2 separate regions of the Homo sapiens genome follow, and region 2 is linked to region 1. A link is a contact called in ENCODE Hi-C data. All regions are on one chromosome and are shown on one strand. Each heading gives the region's core, a stretch centred on a gene start or an enhancer-like site at or near the end of the contact. The rest is flanking DNA. Distances are from core to core; before and after follow the strand shown.

Region 1 (7,547 bases), core at 2,318-4,817:
GATATGCAGTATGTAAACCTGGCCCTAGCACAGTGTTTCAAACAATGTTGGGTCCACATTGTTTTAGAGCCAACAGCAGAATTATAAATAATTTAAACCCAAAGCCTGGTTTCACTCTAACTATTTGTCAGTTCAATTAGAAAATGATAAATACAAAAATAGAAGAAACAGACTTACACTGGTGGAGGCATGGCATCCTTTTCAGCAGGGAATGAAAGCTCTCATCTATGTTCTTTATGCAACTGAGCTAACATGGAATTTGGTAAGTAAGATGGAGCCTGTCCTTTAGGTTACTGCCTGTTATCATGCTTTAATTGCTTTAATTAGCATTTAATTCACTGTATATTCTTAGATTAGACTGGATTAACTTTATAACATAGATCAATTCAGACTTCTCCAAAATATTTCCTGGAATAAAAGAAGCAATAACTTTCACCCAGAATTCTTATAAATTCAAGAAGCTATAACCAAATCTTTCATTTTGCTAGTTATGTGTCATTAGGTATTTTCCAATTCAATTTGTTACTCTTGTTTTTGCAGCATTCCTGGATAGCTAGTTATGGGAAATAATCCCTTATTTGGCCAACTGTTTTCTGGTAAGAAACATTTGGTAAGCGTGGTGAACTATAAACTGCTATTAGAAGTTCCATCTCATAATAGTTTATTCTTACATAGCAAAGTATTTGATTTCTAATTCCAAACACTAATATGCAAGACAACCAAGAAGCCTGTCTAAATTTCCCCGTGGTTAATGTTAATTTTGAGTCAAAGCAAAGAACAGTGTTATACGACTGTTTTGAAACAGTTTCTCAGGCTTTGCCTTAGTAATTAATAAGCTGACACTGCATACTAAACACTTATCAACACAATCAATGGGGCTGCTTCCTTCTTGGGAAAATAGGTAAACCGAATCAAAGAGTTTTCTTTTGGAAGAGGCTGAAATATGCCACAAATACAGTGGTTCTTTTTGAGAATTTCATTCCCAGCAGTTTCATCTTGGTAACATTTAACAATTTCACTATTTTACCATTTTGAAATGCCAAAAAGAACACACTGATCCTGCAGCTAGGCTTATTAGAGAAGAGCAATCTCACAGGCAAGACAGAGAGGAACATGGTCCACTGGGAAATGGGTAACAGAAAAAGACAGAAAACAGTGGATAACAAACAAAGCCAAGCACTACTTCAATGTGAGACCTGGTGTTCATCAGAATTTAAAACTTTACACACTAAATAATAATCACTTATGGCTTATTTAAGGTTCTAGTCATAACATTCTTTTTACATACATATATTAATGTTATTAAAATTCAGGGGCATGAATATCTAATTTGCTTTCCTAACAACGAGTATGCAAGCACAGTAATTTTATTTGTGAAAGGCCAGAATTGGGTATTTCCACCTTGTGGCATCATTGTACCCCCATGGACACTGAGAAACACAATGAGACCTCTCCCCATCAGACACTTGATACATACCTCAGCCAAGAGCGCTCCTCGCCTGGAGTGGGAGACATCTTTGAAACAAAAAGAGTCGGTTTACAGTAAGTTCTCCTGATAAGCTAAAATGGATTAGTTTTTTAAAACCATGTCCCACATCAAGTCTCTTGCCCCACTATGGTAACTGCCATTGTGCCTACAAATAAGTGCCTGTAGTATGCAATGTTTAAAATTCTGGAGGTGCATGTCTTCTGCTCATGTATGGATATAATCTGAAAGTAATTTGTCTCACTTAAGAAACTATAAATGGCCTTTTATTTTTATAAAATTGCTCTTAACTGAGTTAGAGAGCGGGGGAGGGGGAGGAGTACCAGGGAAAAAAAGGACAGAGAAAAATCAATTAGTGTATCTTCCCTTGCAAACTGTCAGTAGGGTAGGATTAGAAAAGCAACACTTTAAATCACATAAAGTCCTATGGGAACCTTAAAGGTTGGTTGCTCTGAGCTTCTCAATATTCTGCAAAATAGATTGATGTCAGTGGTGACCCCACTAATACTCAGTGTCCGCTAAGCTTCCTCTAAGAAATTGCATTTCCCCCATTGTTCAAAAGATATTAACTTGGTAATAAAAATGAGGAGAAGTTATGGGACCCACAGAGATATCTTTCAACACCTTTAAAACCAGTAAATCTGTTCTAATCTCTTATTGGATTACATGCCCGAGGAGGCTTACTATATCAGGAAATCAACAACAAAGGCAAGAATAGCACTTATTTGGAGGAAAATAAAAAAAGATGGGAGGCAAAATGATTAATACGTTACTAAACATTTCTTTTGTTTTTTTATCTGTTCAATTTTAAATATCTGAGAGACAATCTATTAAAATCAGAAACATGCATGTTGCTTTTAAACTTCCAAATGACCAAATGACAGTTTCTCATGTCTATTACAGCAAACATATTTTTATTTGAGAGGTGATCCGTTTATGATTTGTAAGCCTTAACAAGAAATGTCTTTTAAAAATGCAACATTAACTTTAGTCATCTAACAGCTAGTTCTGAGTTAAACGGTTCCATCAACATTCAATTTTAGGTATTAGTTACATGGACATTTGTTTTTCCTCAAAGAGAAGTGGTTCCTGTAGCTTTTTATCAAAAGTTTATTATTTGACATACATCTCTTTATATGACATTTACTATTTTACATTAGTCAGTTTCTAGGCTTGCAGCAGAGATCGATGTATTTCCCTGGGAAGACTTAGCTGCTAACATGGTTTATAGGCATTCAGCACCAACTCAAGCGCCCGTTTTTCAAACATGCACAATTACCCATTTTCTACAAACAGACATCAGTGCATACAGAGCCAGGTGCACACACATTCAATAAATAGTAAATGGTAGAAATCTCCAGAAGTAGAACAGATCACAGTTAACAGGCTGGGGCCATACAGCTAAGTAAACACCGACGCACGATTCGCTCACACGGAATAAGAACTCCACGAAGGACACTTGGGGACCACACTGGTCGTACCCGAGGGGGCGGGAGGCGGAAAAAGTATTTCCAAACGCAACTCTGCCAGGTCTTACCCTTCGCATCCCCTGGTCCTCGGGACAGAAGCTCCCTTGGCACCTCTCGCCCAGCTCAGGGGCTGGTTGTCCGCTAGAACGAAATATCCCCCACTGACTACGGAGAGCTCTGCAGGGAGCCGAGGCCCCCGCCCGGGCCAAGGGAAGGCGCTGGCGCCGCGGGAGACAAGAAGAGGCGGAGGCGGAAAAGAAGTGGAGAAGGAAGGGGTGGCAGAGGGAGTAGCGTGCGGGAGGCGGCGCCGGCGCCGGGCTGCTGGCGAGGCGGGGTGGGGTGGAGTGGGGTGTGCCTCCGGCGGGCGGTCAGCAAGTCAGTCCGTCCGAGCGCCGGCGTCCCGGTCTCCAGCGCCCGCCCGCGACAGCGACCGGGACTGGCGCCCCGCTGCTCCGACCGCCGGCGAGCCTCGCCCCTTCCCAGGCTCTTCACTGGGTCCTCCCGCGAGCCCCGCCTGGCCCGGCGTGGGGCCGCCCGTCTCCGCCAGCCCGGGCGCCCGTCGCCTCGTCCCGCTCGCGCAGTCCCTGCCGCTCCCTCCGCTCGCGCTGTCTCTGGCTCCCTCTCGCTCCAGTCCCATTTATGAAGCGCGGTCCCATCACGTGTTAATGAGCCTTTGTCCTGCCCTGGCAGCGGCGGCGGCACAGACCCCGCCGAGGGAACTGCGCGGGGAGGGACCTGAGCGCAGCGCCCGTAGCCCCAAACTTTGCTTGGGGCGGGGGACCCGCCGCGGCGCCAGCCCTGGGGCCAGAGGGGACAAGCCTCTTCGGCCCGCGTCACCTACTTCTCCTCTTCCTCCTCCTCCTCCGCCGCCGCGCTCCCGGAGGCCCCCGCTGCCATGACCTCGCTGTGCTCCCGGATACCCTCACACCCTGACCAGGCCAAGAAGGGGCTGGTGCATGCGCCGCCCACGACCTCGGGGCCATTAATCACACGCTCCCGGGCAGCGCGCATCGCCAACACCTTCCGCGGGGGTCACGTCTGGGGCAGCGGGCTGAGCCGGAAGGGGAAGGGGAGCGGGAGCCCAGAGGCCGAGGCGCGCCGGGCCCGGGGGTGCGGTCTCGCGCCCCCTCCCTCCGCGCAAGGCCGCTCCCGTGGCAGGCGGCAGCGAGCTGGGCCCGGGGCCGGGCTGAGCTTTGGGACCGCGCTGCGCAGCCCCCGAGCCGTTCGCTACCTGGCTGCGGTCGCGCGGCCACCTGTCCTCCGCCCTCGGGGCGCCGCCCAGCTTCGCGCCAGGCGCCTTCTCCAGCGCCCGCCGCCCTTTCCCGGCGAGACCACTCGGGCGCGCCCCGCCCGCCGGTCCCCGATGCAAACAGTTGGGCTCCGTAGGCGGCTGGCTCCGCGCCTCCCGGCCCGGCGCGCCCCCTCCCCGGCCACCCGGGGCCCCGCTCCTCGCACCTTTTCGCTGGAGGAGGACGCCCCACTCCAGGGCCGGACTGGGGGCTCTGGGACTCGGGGGCGGCAGCGGCGGGCGCCTGGGGAGCCGCGGTGTGCTCAGCAGCCGCGGCAGGAATTAGGGGACATGCTCGTTAATTGTTTCCACTATCAGCCGCCGTCTGCCTCCTGTGTGCACGGATCAAACCTTAATTGGTCTTTACATTTATCATGGTGAATTGCGAACCTCCAAACAAGCCTGGGCCGCCGCTTCTGCCGAGGAGGCGCTCCCCTCCCCTCCGCCCCCGGGGCCCTGCAGGGTGTGCGGCGGCGGTCGTGGTTATTTAGACATCTTTATCTCTCGTGAGTTGGATCGGGAGAGGATCGCACGGTTTCCACCTGACGGAGCCACGTCACGTCGGCCACAAGGGCCCCGTGCTGGGCGCTGGGTTCGGTTCCCGGCCGTCCTCTTGTGGCCGCCTTGGCGTTCATTTTATGACACCTTGCCGGTGTTCCCAGACATCATCCCGCACCGCTCCGTTTTACCGACCTCCAGGTCTTCCCGCCCCTGATCAGACCCCAACAGCAACCGTACTATATCTGGACCCTATATTTGAACTACGTGGTGAGAATCTGTGAAAGCGAGCCTCTCAGGGAAAGAAGGAAGATTGTTGAGTTCAAGGTCCTGGAGGAGGGAAGGCTGTAAAACCGTTTTGGAAACGTCAGGCCAAATCGTACAAAGGCTTCCCGCAGAGCACTAGTGCAGTTTTTGAAAATCCCCCTAGACTGCTTTAGACTAGAAGTATTTCCGTCAAGCAAATGACCATTTGACTCCATTGAGAGAGAGAGTCCACCGCTGAAATGATTAAGTCCTACTAGGTGGGTGGTTAGAAAAGGTTATCAATAAAGTTCTGATGGACCCATCGATAGATGGAAGAATGACTGGGAGATAGATAGTAGATGTGGGATTAGTGCTGAGCCTTAACCCTGCTGCTTGGGGAAGGCTCTACTCACAGGCATTTTTAGCCCACCTCCATGGCAGAGACAGCTCCAGCGCAAGATTCAAAGGGAGGAGGCTTCAACATCTGTTGCTTTTTTCTTTTAGGGGTCGTGGTTGTTAGATTTTCCCTTCACCTCACACCCCTGGCAGTAGGAAATATTTGCAAAAATTTTCTCTCCTTATGACCTCGCAGACTCTGATTTCCCAAGAGGCCAGATGACAATAACTTCAAAGTCTCTCCTCCACCTGGCAGCTCAGTTTCAAATGACTGCTAGTAATTAAAAGAAAGGATCAAGGCAGCGCTTCCTCTGACTGTGATAAGGACATCTTCAGTCACAAGAAACCTGGGGGAGCTGGACTCCTAGAATGCTTTCAGGCCACAGGATTTCACTTGGGTGCTACCACCCTCCCCTGTAGCTGGAGGGCGTGAGCTGTTGGAGTGGCAGAGCTGTTCAACATCACTCAGCTAAACAACACTGACACACCCTGGTGGTGCTCCTTCTATAAGGAGCACTTTCCCACATGTTGATCTATACCTTCGTGGTGGTCAGCATCAACCTGTGAAAGGTATTCCATGGAAATCTTGTATCTCAACTCAGCCACACCAGCTTTTGCTTTTTCATAAAGAGGAACAATCTGATTATTGTGTCTCTAAGTCATCCCAAATATCTTCTGATTGACGTTGGGTTTCTTCACTGAATTCTATGAAATTCCAAGCAGAAACCTAAGATCGTTGATGGGCCAGTGTGACCTGTGGCCAGAGCCAATCACTCGGAATCTCATCTAGTAGTGACTCCAGCCGAGATAACTGTTTAGTTTGTTATTCTGTTGTTCAGGGTTGGGGGAAACCTGGAGCCTGACAGCTGAATTGTACTGACTTTCCATTTAGAGCTCAAGGATAATAATCAGTAATGGAGTCAAAATTTGACTTATGACCTGGCATTTTATCACCACAAGTGAATGCTGTGTCAAAAACAAGAGAGTTATGTTCCTTGGCAAATACTGTTCTTGTGGGCCTTCATGTGCATCTTTAAATTTTCGTCAAGGTATTAGACTGACAGACAGGAGAGCTGCTGTACTTTTTCCTTGGATTGGGGCAACTGGAAGAGGGGCAGAGATCAGACAGCAGATGGTGCGAGGGAAAGATGCTCTTCGGTACCTTGGAGTTCACATTTTGCAAGGATCACCTTTATGTGGGAGGAAATGATTTAGTTTCCACATGTGGTTGGCCATCCACTGTACTCCTGAGACAGTCAGCAAGAATGACAAATGCAAGCTGTCAGCCTCCCTATTAGGAACATTATGTTGAGAGCATTCATAAATTTAACATGAAGTGCTGAATGGCTCTTGGTCACCACAAACCCAGGTTGAATTTGAATCCATGACCTTCTGAGGAAATGCCCCGGCAGCCCCTGAACAGGCTTCAGTAGTCCCTTCAGTGCTAGGCTGCCTGGTTTTTCAGATCCTTATCCTTTTAAAATTAGAACAGGGCTATGATGAGCCAATTTACTGCCGTTCTGTGTAATTTAGGTTATTCACTCAGTGAAATGTAGAGGATGAGAGCACAGTTAAGGCTGCATATTTCAACTTCAAAGAAAGATCTCAATTTATGCCTGCCAAAGTGTTAAGAGTTCTACTGGCCATAGAGCATCAAGGAAACATGTCTGCTTTGGTGAGATAGCTGTGGATCCAAAAGGAGCTCTACTTCAAGATGTTTTTGGTTTTATTTTATTTTTTTTAACTTGCCATGGTTTGTCGTGCTTCTCTCCCACTCCCCAAATGGGTGGTCTGTTGGGGATGATGAGTCATGATTTCCTGGTTTGGAAAGCGACATCACTCTCTTTTAGAGTTTTGGGGGTTCGGTCCAAGTTTGGTCCTCACGTTTTCTTTGGTATTTTCAGTGTGATGCTCACACTACAGGGCTGGAACGCTCACTGATTAAGGACATTTTAGGAATGATATTATGACTACACGATTTCATTCTAATTCGGAGCATTGCTTTAGAGTTTCGACAGCTGTTATTGGCTCTCCCTTGAAGCATTTTGTTTTTCAGTGGCTCTGCATTACTAGATGGGAATCTGCTTCTTCACTCCCAGTCTAAAGGGTAAGTGTCAGTAAGCCTGCAGACTGGGCTGGGGCTCTGCCATCCACAGCGTAAGGT
Region 2 (7,547 bases), core at 184-2,683, 690 kb before region 1:
GAACTGAATAATTCTACTAGTGGAAACTGTATCAATTACAATAAGGGAAGATTAGCACCAGTGAGCACACTTACTACCAGGTAGAGGAAAAGTCCAACACTATTGCAAAATGAGATTAATCAAATGTCTGCCTCTACAAAGTCAACTCTGGTCTCCTGGGAGCCCCTCCCAATATTAATATGATGCTAATAAGGCATGCAAAATGTTCCAACAATGTTAACAGACCAGATATATCTATATGTATATTTAACAAGACAATGGTATACAACCAACCCTCTAAAAGGACAATTTTGGGGAAAGAACATGCTGCAGAAGGTGTGGGCTGCTGGGCAGCTCAGAATCTTGCATCCCTATTCCTGTAAGTGCTGAGGTATTTTCATATTATTTTAAACCAATCCACATATCTTGAACATCATTTATTTCACCAATGAATTATTTCTAATATCAATTATGATAGCTAATTAACATCCCCTAGTGAAAGTGGAGATTATAGTGGTTAAAATGCCTGTTGATATATCTAATTTTTTTTGTTTTTTGAGACGAAGTCTCGCTGTGTCGCCCAGGCTGGAGTGCAGGGGCGCAATCTCGGCTCACTGCAATCTCCCGGGTTCAAGTGATTCTCCCGCTTCGGCCTCCTGAGTAGCTGGGATTACCGGTGCGCGCCACCACGCCCGGCTAATTTTTTGTATTTTTAGTAAAGACGGGGTTTCGCCATATTGGCCAGGCTGGTCTCGAACTCCTGACCTTAGGTGATCCATCTGCCTCGACTTCCCAAAGTGCTGGGATTACAGGCGTGAGCCACCACGCCCGGCCGATACATCTGATTTTTTAAAGGCCGTTTTGTTGTGCGAAGATCATTAGTTAGAATGCCTGGCTGGGTAAATACAACCGATGACTGCTGACGATATGGAACAGGCACAAGACTTCTGAACGATATGTAGAATAAATTATAACTTATCTAGAACACAAGGTAACAGTGGAAGATAATGAGCCAGGTGGAAGTTACAAATGTTGCCGCAAGTAGTTTCTGTTACTTTACGAGTTCTGGGAGCTTCTCTAACAGCTTTGACAGGAGTGAATCCCCAAGGCTAAACCCAAATCCTTATTTGCCGCCTACTCACGCCTTTGTGAGGACTACGATTCCCAGACGGCAACGCTCCCTTCACTCAACTTCCTTAGCTGGCGGGGAGACGCAGTTTACAGAACTACCTCCCCAACCGAATTTCACACACCTGTCACCTAGGACGCGGCCGGGAAGGCCTCCCTTCGATCCGCGTTCTCCCCATTTTGGGGTGTAGCTTGGATTCCTGAGCCCAGTTTTAGTGCGTGGCCGACCGGGAGGCCGGCGAGGCGCTCTAGGCCGAGCGGCTTCGTCTCTATGACCACAAGGGGCGGTCCCCGGTGTCCTGCGCGGGGGCGCGGAGGGGGCGGGCGTCAGTTCCGCGGGGGGCTGTCGGGGAACCATGGCTGCCCCGAGAGGTGAGAACTGGGTCTGCTGGGAGTGGGGAGTCCGCGGGGGGCGGCGGCGGGCGAGCATCTGCGCTGGTCAGCCCCTGTCGGGCAGCGGAGCACCCTGGTTGCCCAGTGCCTCTGGGGCCTGGCTGAGGCGTCAGGAGTTTGCGTGGAGCCGCTCCCGGCAGTCAGGGCAGCCTGCCTTCCGCTGCGGCTGCAGTCTCCGCGGCTGACTCCGCGCTGGGCAGGTCGGAGTCAGAGACCGCACTGACCTCCACTAGCTGGGAGTGGGTGGGAACCGAATTCTGACAGGCCGGGGCTGCGGCGGACCCGGAGAGAGGCCAGGGCGTGGGTCCGGGGCTGGACCGCATTACCCAGCGAGGCAGGACAGTTCTTCACCCTGGCCCCGCGGCTCCGGTCTCCTCTGCGCCTCCTACCCTGTGGATGCTCAGAGGCTTAAAGGCAGGCTCCGGGCGCAGATCCCATGCGGCGGCTGGGCCATGCAACAACCACTAAAGACATCACTGGGGCGTCAAAACAGCACTGAAATCGTAACGAAAGGAAGATAACAGTCGTTAACAGTTCCCACCTGTATGCTGTGTGTAATTATAGAGAATGCTGTATGCTGCTATTTGGGGTGGAAGCTGAGATCCACCTCCCTCCTCCTGAGGGATGGCACATTCGGGTGAAGGCGTATTTGTTGACTAATTGACATTTAAGGAGGGCGAGTCTAATTGACTCCGCACCACTTTTTGCTGAGCAGTGTGTGTAAGTTGGGACCAGAGGTGGATTCTTTGACTGTGGTGCATTAACCAGGAGAAGTTGGGCAACACCCGGATTCTTGCTCCACCCTTCCTCCATAGAGCACTTGGCTTCACCCTTGAATAAATATTGAACGAATACATAAGGAATATCTTCTTGCGTGGGTTTCAAGTTATTTTCCCTGTTGCGGGGTCCATGTTTCTCATCAGGCCCTGCCCAGGGGCATTGTCTTTAGTTGCATATGCTTCTCTTATGTCTTCTTTCTGTTTCATTTCAAATAAGTCCAATCTTAAAAGCCTTTTTTTGTAGCAACACAGGAAATAAAAGAAAAAGAAATAGAATTGTTTTGATAACTAAAATGGAATGGGGATAGCAAAATTGATCCGAACGAAAACTTATAAATTACAGAAGTCAAATCATTACTTGAAATAGCTGCAACAATGTAAAGGTTTAGGCTTATTGCCAATACATATTTGTTGAGCCTTGATTGTAATCCTAACAAAACTACAGTTTCCATAGTTTCCGAATATCCACAAAGGATTTATCTGGGACTTACAGAATTTCTAAGTTCTTAAGTATTACAAATAATGTCCCCATAAACTATAGTAAAACATAACCGAAAAAAAACATTTTAAACTGTAAGTTTCTTTTGGGGGACATTTCCACACAAACACTATATGGGAGCTAATAGAATTTCGTGAGAAGCAGGGAACAATGCAGGGTTAAGATGTGGCTGCCAGTTGAGTTGTGGGCTAGCTTTATAGTTACTGGCATTGGGTGTGATTTGAATTATTTGCCCAATTTGAAGTGATTACATATGGACTTTTGCTGTTACCCTGAAATAATTGAAATTGCTAATAACTGAAGTTTTATACTGGAGAATTTGTGAATGGAGTGAACAAGAAATAGTTTGGTCTGATGTTAAACTGCCAGAGAAAATCGTACTTAAAAACATTTAGTATTTAAAAGTTGAAATACGTTTAAAAACTGGTATTCCATGTCAAAGCCCAATCTGTTTTGCACATACCTAAACTTATTTGATTACCCTTCCACTTAGATCAGTAGTTATTTTCAAGAATATAATATATATTCCCATATACTCACTATGCAAAAAGGTATTTTTTCAAGTTAATGACAATATTATAAGTCAGAATATGTTTGTAGGCTATCAATATTTGGTTTAGTGTTTAAATATTCACTTTGTTGTTTTTGGAATCAGGAACCTGTACAGTAGCTAAAATAAAGTACTTTTTAGTTTATCAGCCCTAACTTCTCTTATTTATGAAAGTGTTGATAATCTAGGACATGAGATGGCAAACTTTTCCTGTGAAGGGCTGGATAGTCTCTTGTCATAACTACTCAGATCTGCTGTTGTAGGGAAAAAAAAGTAGCCTGGATAATTTAGAAACAAATGAGCATGGCTATGTTCTAATAAAACTATTCATGGACACTAGAATTTGAATTTCCTGCAATTTTCACATATCACAAGATGTTATTACATTTTTTATCAACCATTTAAAAATGTAAAACAATCGTGAGTTCACAGGCCTCATGTAAACTGGCGACATATATAGTTTGTTCACCCTTTATCTAGAAGATGGGAAGTGCCTTCTCTTCTACTGATTAAAGGTTATTGCTGTATATTTTTGAAGTCATATTTCTTCCCTTGTGTAGGAAAGTTTTAGAACAAAGGAAGTATTATAGTGATCTCCTTCACTTCCTTTTATATAAACACTGATTTTTTGGCTCCTCAGATCTTTTGGAAAGAAAGTTTAAGCAGTTAAAAACTATTTCTTCTGTTTTACTTTTTATTTAAAACCTGATATGGTTTTTAAAAATTGCCTACAATTCAGAAAATATTCTTTAATGCACTCGGGAAAATATTTATATTGAAGAACCTGTTTCCTTGTAAGATCCAACCATACTGTATCTAAAGATAATCTGTTTGAAACTCCTGTTTTATTTCCCTATGAAAACTATCTTTGAATTGTGATTAGGCTCCCAAAGCAGTGAACAAAATCTTACTTAGCATATAATGTAGTTAAAGTAGCAGGCTGGAGTCACCTGGTGTCCTTCTGGTTCTTAACCTGGAGTTGTCAAAGTATGGCTCTGGAAAGCCTAAAATATTTGTTTCTGGCCCTTTGCAGAAAAATTTGCTGATCCCTGTTTAACCTTGAGCCTAAAGATTTGAATGGAGGTGAAGGGGAACTGGGGGACAATAGGTGGGAGGTGGGTGAGGAAAGTAGAAATAGTTTGATCCTTGGGTGATGGCAGTACCCGAGCAGGTCTGGGAATAAGGAAGTATGAGGGAGACTTGGTACCCACTGCTTATGGTTTTACCAAAGGTCTTGGACAGGCTCTGGTGCCTGAGAGATGGCTGCTGCTCAGATATACTTGCAGGCAATTCTTAAATTAAGTGTTTATATGTTTCCTGCATTTCTAGTTTTATAGAGGTGTGTTCTTAATATTCTTTTCCTGTGTTATGAATTATTGTTTTGTATAATGCAATGAAATGAGTGGCTAGTTGTAAGTTCTTATTGTGAAAAAGTTTTATATTAAGCCCCACTCATTTCTCAATTATTATTTTCTTTCTGCTGCCTTTAAATCTAGAATATACATTGCTGCAGTTGGTTTCATGCTTTGCATCCACAAGTTTGTAATCATAAAAATATTTAAAATATGTGCTGGGGCCAGGCGTGGTGGCTAATGCCTGTAATCCCAGCAGTTTGGGAGGCCGAGGTGGGTGGATCACCTGAGGTCAGGAGTTCGAGACCAGCCTGGCCAACATGGTGAAACCTCTTCCCTACTAAAAATACAAAAATTAGCTGGGTGTAGTGGCGGGTGCCTGTAATCCCAGCTGCTCAGGAGGCTAAGGCAGGAGAATTGCTTGAACCCGGGAGGTGGAGTTTGCAGTGAGCCGAGATCACGTCAAGATCATGCCACTGCACTCCAGCCTGGGTGACAGAGTGAGACCCTGTCCTAAAATATATGTCTGGCACGGTGGCTCACACCTGTAATTCCAGCACTTCAGGAGGCGGAGGTGGGCGGATCACTTGAGGTCAGGAGTTAGACACCAGCCTGGCCAACATGGGGAAACCCCATCTCTACTAAAAATGCAAAAAATTAGCTGGCTGTGGTAGTGCACGCCTGTAGTCCCGGGAGGCTGAGGCACGAGAATCGCTTGAACCTGGGAGGTGGAGGTTGCAGTGAGCTGAGATCGCGCCACTGTATTCCAACCTGGGGGACAGAGTGAGACCTTGTCTCCAAAAAAACCCACCACCACCACCAATATATATATAATGTAATTTATAACATCCTGAACTAGAATCAGTACGCTACATAGTCTTGCAATTGGGGCACTCCCTAGGAACAAAACTTATGCCTAATTGGCTGATGTTTAAAGTCAGCTGTGGTGTGTGTGTGTGTGTGTGTGTGTGCACGCTCATGTAATTGGCAAACATTGTTTTGAAAAAAATTTTTAAGCATGAGTTTTAGAAAATATTTTGTGCTTGGAATTGGAAAGTATTTTTAGGCTATAACTAGTTTATTAACTTATATATACATATATTGTCTACTAAGTAATGTCTTTGTTGCACGTATTTTCCAGACAATGTCACTTTATTATTCAAGTTATACTGCTTGGCAGTGATGACCCTGATGGCTGCAGTCTATACCATAGCTTTAAGATACACAAGGACATCAGACAAAGAACTCTACTTTTCAACCACAGCCGTGTGTATCACAGAAGTTATAAAGTTATTGCTAAGTGTGGGAATTTTAGCTAAGTGAGTATAAATACTTATAGTGTGTTAAATTATTTTTCTACCTGGTGAGGGTATTTGTTAGAAAATTCAAGCTACATCTTTATATGTTTAATTGCTCTGGGTCAGTGTTTCTCAACTAGGGGTGATTTTGCCCCCCAGAAGATTTTTTAGTTGTCACAACTTGAGAGATGCTACTGGCATCTAGTGGGTGGAGACCAAGGATGCTGCTAAACATCCTGCAATCCCCATGACAGCCTCACAACAAAGATTTATCCAGCCCCAAATGTCAGTACTGCTGAGGTTGAAGAACGCTGCTGTAGAATAGAAGTTGGCAAACTATGTCTCATGGGCCAAATCCAGCTTGCTCCCTGGTTTTGGTGTAATGGAGACTGACTGGCTTGCAAAGCCTAAAATATTTACTGTTTGGCCCTTACAGAAAACAATTATTGACTTGTGTTTTGGATGAATATAATAATAATAACATTTCTTGAGTGTTTCCTATGTTAAGTGCTAGGCACTGTGCTATGTGTTTTTTGTGTTTTCTCATTTACTTCTTCCACATTTTCAAGGTAAGTACTTTACCCCTGTTTTATTGACGCAGCATCTGAGGTTCCTTAAGATTACACTGTTAATATGTGGCAGCACCGGGCTTTGAATCAAAAACATCATGCAAGAATTGTTTAGCTAAGGATGTGGTATAAGAGAGGGTTAAGAATTAGGGGCATTGGAGGAGATAGACCTAATTTTAATCCTAGACTGAGATTGTGGCTGCATACACACTTGTAACCTCTTTAAGCTTCAGTTTGTTCATTTTTTTAATTTGAGAAAATAATATGGGGTGCTGAAAATTAAATAAAATCTAATAGGTAAATTACCAGGGGAAAGATTTATGAGATGGGGACCTATAGGAGTCATTGGGGCAGTTAAGAAGTCATACAGGTTTCAAGATGTGTGTTGGTGAGTGAAGGGAAGCAGGGAGGAATAGTGTTGTGTGTAGGCTTTTATGTAGAAACAGACATTACATTTAAATATTGAAATGTTACACGACATTGTGATTGCTTCAGCTTCAGCAGTGTGTGATGAGACAGTTGATAATGCAACTGCAAGCATGGCTATCATTTTGGGAAAGATACCGAGTGAAAGTGTTGAAAATTGGTTCTAGATCTTGAAAAGGCTTATACTAATCCACTTGAAGTAGTTCGAATATGAAAAATATGTGTTATAAATAAAGTTTCAGTGCCACACACAAAAAAACAGCACTCGAATACAAAATTTTCTTTTTTTCTTCTCAGCAAGGCAGTTTTCCTTCTATAGAAGGGTGTGCCCTCACAGATGGAGCAATGGTGAGCGCACACCTGGACAAGGGAGGAAAAGGGGACTTATTCCTTATGCACGTGGCCTCTATGGCTCTGTCGTTCCCCTATTGGCTAGGGTTAGACTGCACAGGCTAAACTAATTCCAGTTGGCTAATTTAAAGAGAGTGATGGGATGAGTGGTTTGGCGGGAAAAATGGTTATGGCAGAGCAGGAAATCGGAATGAGTCAGGGTGGAGAGGGTAATCAGAAAAGG

What was found. A loop is a pair of places that touch in the nucleus more often than their neighbours do. Pooled maps may share reads with other maps.
Region 2: a loop to region 1 is called in a map of OCI-LY7, with 4 times the contacts of the local background. The contact joins the promoter of SLC35A1 here to the promoter of CNR1 in region 1. A Hi-C loop is called at or near these places in 1 of 168 maps with a recorded cell type or tissue (OCI-LY7), 5 of 37 single-sample maps with no recorded cell type and 9 of 50 pooled maps.

Annotation. Positions count from the first base shown.
Region 1 is chr6:88,162,780-88,170,326 of GRCh38, forward strand. It overlaps CNR1 (cannabinoid receptor 1), which reads right to left and starts at 3,568. Exons shown (of 2, transcript NM_016083.6): 1 at 3,024-3,568. RefSeq lists silencers at 3,245-3,924, 3,985-4,424, 4,495-4,694.
Region 2 is chr6:87,471,541-87,479,087 of GRCh38, forward strand. SLC35A1 (solute carrier family 35 member A1) reads left to right here and starts at 1,434. Exons shown (of 8, transcript NM_006416.5): 1 at 1,434-1,479; 2 at 5,822-5,999. The coding sequence starts at 1,464. It overlaps LOC124901357 (a long non-coding RNA gene), which reads right to left and starts at 1,405. Exons shown (of 2, transcript XR_007059668.1): 1 at 1,233-1,405; 2 at 1-958. RefSeq lists enhancers at 1,081-1,987, 1,983-2,152, 2,203-2,302 and a silencer at 1,393-1,532.